Linked DNA regions of Homo sapiens: region 2 is linked to region 1. Evidence: chromatin loops called from intact Hi-C (ENCODE). Cell type or tissue: CD14-positive monocyte. All regions are shown on one strand. Each heading gives the region's core, and the rest is flanking DNA. Links, peaks and the distances in the headings are about the cores only.

Evidence for each region. A loop is a pair of places that touch in the nucleus more often than their neighbours do. Peaks named below come from ENCODE experiments on the same cell type or tissue, not always from the same donor. Only the 100,000 strongest peaks of a DNase experiment are listed, where the experiment ranks them.
Region 2: it touches region 1 in a loop (2.3-fold over the local background); 32 of 110 quality-filtered maps call a loop at or near these places.

The regions. Positions count from the first base shown.
Region 1 is chr19:46,188,051-46,190,952 of GRCh38, reverse strand. It overlaps IGFL2-AS1 (IGFL2 antisense RNA 1), which reads left to right. Exons shown (of 3, transcript NR_135234.1): 3 at 539-1,924. It also overlaps a transcript of IGFL2 not described here. Among named protein-coding and RNA genes, the nearest start is that of IGFL2-AS1, 14 kb to the left of the region's middle. RefSeq lists an enhancer at 627-921. In CD14-positive monocyte, for the core only: CTCF peaks have their summits at 1,107 and 1,313 (motif pointing right); a DNase peak (open chromatin) is centred at 1,352; H3K27me3 peaks cover 232 bases.
Region 2 is chr19:46,015,415-46,018,316 of GRCh38, reverse strand. CCDC61 (coiled-coil domain containing 61) reads right to left here. Exons shown (of 14, transcript NM_001267723.2): 7 at 2,890-2,902; 8 at 2,094-2,263; 9 at 1,924-1,999; 10 at 1,484-1,623; 11 at 1,248-1,326; 12 at 1,013-1,070; 13 at 167-239; 14 at 1-27. Among named protein-coding and RNA genes, the nearest start is that of MIR769, 2.1 kb to the left of the region's middle. RefSeq lists silencers at 1,395-1,454, 2,185-2,264, 2,732-2,902. In CD14-positive monocyte, for the core only: CTCF peaks have their summits at 885, 1,085 and 1,287 (motif pointing right); a DNase peak (open chromatin) is centred at 1,346; H3K4me3 peaks cover 1,113 bases; H3K27me3 peaks cover 846 bases.

The DNA of each region.
Region 1 (2,902 bases), core at 115-2,614:
ATCATTCCTGGTGTTCCTAGCACCACAGATGACTCAGCGGGACTCCCGAATAGTCAACCCTTCTTCTGAGGGCGAGGGCCAGAGTCTCAGGGATTGTCTTTTCTGAATTTTTCTTTTTGATGGTAAAAAGATCCAGGTCCGTGATTTTGCAGAATACCCTAAAGCCACATGCATTTTTGGTCTCTTCAAAGTCAACCCCCACCCCCCATGGGGGAAGGAATGATGCAAGGCTCTTTGCCCCACAGGAGAGGGTTGGGGGATTACCAGGGGGCGTGATAAATATCCTCAGCCTTGGCAAAGAGGGCTGGGAGGGTCTGTGGTAGGCTGCAGATACAGTCCTGATTATCTCTCCTTCCTCATTCACACACTTGCAAAATATGACTTTACGTCTATTAAGATTTGGTATCCATGTCCCCATTCCCTTGACTGTCTGCACCCTGTGGAATTTGTGGTCTATAGGACACTGTGGAGTGATCGATCATGTGCCAGTTTTGAGTTAAGACTTTGCTCAAGGACTCTGGTACTTCCACTTTCTCAGGAAATTAAAGCAATGTGAACACCCTCTGGCCAGCCTGTTGGAGGGTGAGAGACCACATGGAGGAGACAGAGCCCTGATGTCCCAGCTGAGGACATCCCAGAAAAGCCTATTTCCAGACAACTGAGGACAGGTGAATGAGTTCTTTGTAGATGAACCAGAATCCAGTCTATCTACCTGCTGAGCACAGACATGTGAGCAACCCCCCCATCAAGGTCAACTGAGCCTGGCCCAGATCAACAGAATCACGAGATGACCTATGGACTCAGGAGCAATCATGATGTGGTTGTTCCATGACACTGAATGTAGAGGTCGTTGATTCTGCAGCACCAGCAAACTGACACATAACACCGTGTTTAATATTGGGTTCTGGGCTTTGGGGTCCCTGCAGAGTTCCTGATTTCAGCCCCAAGGGCTCATTCACAAATTTATTACTCAGATTCTACCCTGTCAACCCAGGACGTGTTACTTACACATTTCCCAGTGTGGGCAGCAAGCCACCCAGGTGCCGAGGCAAGAGACCGAGGGCACAAGCTGTTCCAGTATAATAAAGAAAACATATAAAATAAGAATAGTTATACTAGATATAGATCGTAGATATGATTATATATGAATATTACTAATCATTAGTCTGTAGCAATTACTCTTTATTCCATTATAATAATAATCTTCTCTCTACAATTATAACTTAAGAGAAACCAGGCCATACAGAGATAGGAGCTGAACGGACACAGTGAGAAATGACCAGAAGACAAGAGTGTGAGCCTTCTATTATGCCCCGACAGGGCCACTAGAGGGCTCCTTAGTCTAGCGTTAATGCCAGTGCCCGGGAAGATGCCCGTTACCTAGCCGACTTTGGTCTAGCGGTAGCGTCAGTGCCCAGGAAAAGCACCCACTACTTAGCAGACTGGGAAAAGGAGTGTCCCTTTCCCCGGGGGAGTTAGAGAAGACTCTGCTCCACCACCTCTTGTGGAGGGCCTGACATCCGTCAGGCCTGCCCGCAGTTATCCAGAGGCCTGTCTCCCTGTGATGCTGTGCTTCAGAGCAGTCACGCTCCTGGTCCGCTTACATGTTCCATCCTGTACACCTGGCTCTGCCTTCTAGGTAGTAGCAGAATTAGTGAAAGTACTAAAAGTCTCTGAAATGCAAAAATAAAGGCATAAGCTGTCTCCTTTCTCTCCACCTCAGCTGCCAAACAGGGAAGGGCCGCCTGTCCAGTGGATACATGACCCACATGACCTTACCTATCATTGGAGATGGCTCACACTGCTCACCCTGCCCCCTTGTCTTGTATCCAATAAATAACAGCGCAGCCTGGCATTCGGGGCCACTACTGGTCACTGTGTCTTGGTGGTAGTGGTTCCCCGGGCCCAGCTGTTTTTTCTTTTATCTCTTGGTCTTGTGTCTTTATTTCTATGATCTCTCGTCTCCGCACATGGGGAGAAAAACCCACAGACCCTGTAGGGCTGGTCCCTACATCCCAGGACTCTCTATCCCACTGTGGAAGACTTCGCAGTTGCCTGCCATGCTCCCACAAAGAGCTGGCCACCTGCCCCAGGATGAATGGGGGCTCTGTCCGAGTTGCTAAAGGTGTGCCTCTGGCCATATGCTGGGAGGCAAATGAGCTGTCAGGCAAGGGTAGGAAATATGTGGGCATCAGAGGACAAACAAGGAGTGAGGTGCCTCCCACCAGCCATACATCTGAAGTGCTGTCAGATGGCCATAGGGGCCAGCTGGGTATGGGTCCCCAACAACCAGGAAGGACACTGAGCATCTGAAAACCATTGGTCATGGAACACAGAACCCACGGGGAACACTATGGGTTCACAAAGACCCAGGAGGTCTATTGTAAGCCTCAGTATAGAGAGAGGAACACACTGAGCTTCTGATCACCCATTATCAAGGCTGTGCTGCTTTATGTTGATAGTCCAAAATTATCCTGCATGGGAGTTGGTCCACACAAATTATAATCACAAAGGCAATATAGAGGAGAGTGGGGGGGGCGGTCACAGGAATGAGCGTCACGGTGGCTGGGGATGGACCTTTCACTTAGCTGATCATGTGCAAACAGCAAGATTCATGATGAACTGCTCCACCACAAAACAAATAAATGGGTGTCTACAGTACACACACTGGGCCCCCCACTAACCCTGACATGCACAAGATGCCCTGGGGTTACCTGCCTTTCTGGGGGCTGGACCAAGGACCGATCTGGAACAGGTAAAGATAGGGAGAAATAGGTATTGGGGGAGGGTGAAACTGGAACTTTTGGAGACTCTCATAAATTATTCAAGAAAGCATTAACCCCATTTATGCCTAGTGTTCCATTATTGGAATGCTAAGAATGTGGGAATTATTTATATCCTA
Region 2 (2,902 bases), core at 4-2,503, 170 kb after region 1:
CAGCCGCCTGGTGCTCCGAGCTGTACTCTGTGAGAGCAGGTGTGGGTATGGGGGCTGTGAGGGGCCTGAAGCCCCAGGGAGTTCCTGGGCCCAATATACCACTGCCCGCACTACCATTCCAACGGGTCCTGGGGCTGGGAGAGGGGATGTGGAGTCCCAGGCTCACCTTTGATGGGGACCCAGCCCCCGGAGTTGGCCAGAGATTTCTGATGGTGGCTGCGTTCCACGGGGGGAGACTTCTGGTGATGGGGAAGGTAGGAAAGGGGGTCACCCACCGTCCCTCTATTTCTGTCCCCCTAAATCCCACTGGAAATCCTGAGCCTAAGGACCTTGGGGAAAAATAAGGCCTGACACCTACTGGCCATTCATTATCTGCAAAATAACCTCCTAATGTCCTCACAGAGCCCTCACCTCACATGTGAGGTGATGCCATTACCAACCCTGGTTAACTGATAAACAAAAACTAAGGTACAGAGAGGCTAAAGAACTGCCTTGAACCATACAGCTGGGAAGAGGAGGAGACAGGTTTCAAGACCTGACAGTCAGAAGCCAAAGCCCTAAAGAGCATCACGTGCCCCTCATTATTCCTTCTCCAATCTAATGCTCTCAAAACGTGCTGTTCCCAGGCCAGGTGCGCTGGCCCAGCCTGTAACTCCAGCGCTGTAGGAGGCTGAGGATGGCTTGAGGCCAGGAGTTCCAGACCAGCCTGGGCAACATAAAGAGACAATACCACCCCCTTATCCTGTCTCAACCCCACCCTGCCCCCCCAAAAAAGCCTAGTCCCAGCTACTCCATAGGCCGAGGTGGGAGGGTCTCTTGAGTCCAGGAGTTGAAAGCTGCCGTGAGCTACAATTGCCCCACTGCACCCCAGCCTGAAAGAGCGAGACGCACTCTTAAAAAAGCCCTATTGCCAAAGGCATTCAGAGTCGCCTCTGCACCTGATCCCCAGGAAGGAATCACAGGAAATGGGGGCAGCTGTGTTCCAGTGGTTTATGTTGCCCCTTCTACTCACCATATTGGACCCACTCCAGGGCGTTGGGCTGGGAGGCTTCCCACGGCGGCGGTGACCCCTGAGAAAAAGGAGTAACCAAGGACCAGTGGTGGGGAGGCTCTGGTACTTCCCACCTCCCCGACCTTTGTGGTTTCAAGGCCCCCAGGCTCCATCACCCAATTTCCCTGCAAAAGACTGTTTCTAGTCTCCCCAGAAACCCTTTGGAGGCGATCCTTTTCCCAAGTTCAAGTTTTACCCTCTGGAGAGCGACTCAGAGAAATCCTCCAAATCGCTGCAGGAGCTGGCAGACGAGCAGCGGCTGCGGAAACTGTCCACTAGAGGGAGACGGAGGGCGTGACCGCTGGCCCTCGCTGGCCCCGCCCAGTGCTTCCCAGGCCCTCCCAGCCCGCCCGCCCTGCCCAGTGCCTCCCAGCCCGCCCAGCCCCGCCCAGTCCCGCCTAGCCCGGCAGCCCCCAGCTCCAGGCCAGTTACCTGAGGAGCTGCGGTTTCGGGAGCGGTTAGGGGCGTCCCCTCGGCCAGTCAAGGCAGCAGGGGGCTGGGTCTGGCGAGACCAGGAGACGGACGGACCGTCCCCGCTTCCCCCACTGCCTAAGCGGTTCCGCTGCTGCTGCCTGGGAAAAAAGAAAGGAGACGCCGGTCTGTACGCCCAACTCCTGCAGGCAAGGGGGTCACTGCGCCCCTAAAGGTCACAGCCACGCCAGCGAAAGCCTGAGGTGACAGGCCTACGAGCGGAAAGCACGCAGAAACACAGACGAGGAGGTAGGACGGACGGAAGGGAGAGCAGGCGGGGTATCCGGCGAGAAGCGAGCAGGTGGCAGGGGATGGAGACTGATGGTGGCGTGGAGAGATGAGAGCCCGGGAGCGGGCACGGGCCAGGGACAGGGGCAGGTGAGGGAGGAAGGGGCACTGACTTCATCTGGATCTCTCTCTGCTTCCTTTCCTTGGCTTTCACAAAGGCCGTGGGGTCGAAGCGGAGCGCGCGACCACCTAGGACGGCGTGGGAGAGGAGGCGGCTAGGTCCGGAGACGGGCCTTGGCAGCGCCAGTGCGTCCCCTCCCTACCGCAGGGCAGGGGCACAGACCTGTGGGCGAGGGCGAGGGGCGCGCAGGGCGGCCCCGACCCCGGCTCCCGCGGCCGCTCTCCCGGGATGAGGAGCGCGCGGCGCCGCGGCCTCGCGACGCGGAGCGCTCCCGGGACGATGAGGCCCGGTCCTCCCGCGTCGGGGGCGGCTGCACCGGCGGAGTCCGCCTCCTGAGACCACAGAGGCAGCTGTCAGCTTCCCGCCCGCCCCGACAAACTCAATCGCGAGACTCCTCCCCGACCGCACCTTCTCCGAACCCTCAGGCCTACCCCATCAACTCCTAGACGTGCACTCCTGGGCCCATGACCCTCTCGATATCTTCCCCCCCAGACCTCACCCAATTGGACCCCTAAAACACCCCTCTGTCATTCCCCTACATCCTTTCAACACACCGCCTTCAACAGACCCTTCTTTCCGGAGTCTTCCACAACTCCCCGGAAACTCTTTCCAATTTTCCACCACCCACCCCATAAATGCCAGCGGACCTCACCCTGATCCCACCTGCTGCGCCGCACCCTTTCGCACCAGGAGACCCTAGGGCACGATCCCTTTCCCAGTCCCTCCTGAACGCCGCCCCAAGCCTGCGCATCTCCGCACAGCCCGGGTCCACCTCCTAACCACTGCACCCAAATCCTGTCTGGACTCCAGACGGGGTCCGCTAAGCCCCGCCTCCCCTTCAGCCCCGCCCCCTCCACCCTACCTGGCCCCGCCCCGCCCCCTTAGGCTCCGCCTCATCAGCCTCCACACCCTCAGGGCCCGCCCATCCGCCCAGGCGCCTGGCAGGCCTCGCTCTCACCCCCTCTTGTACA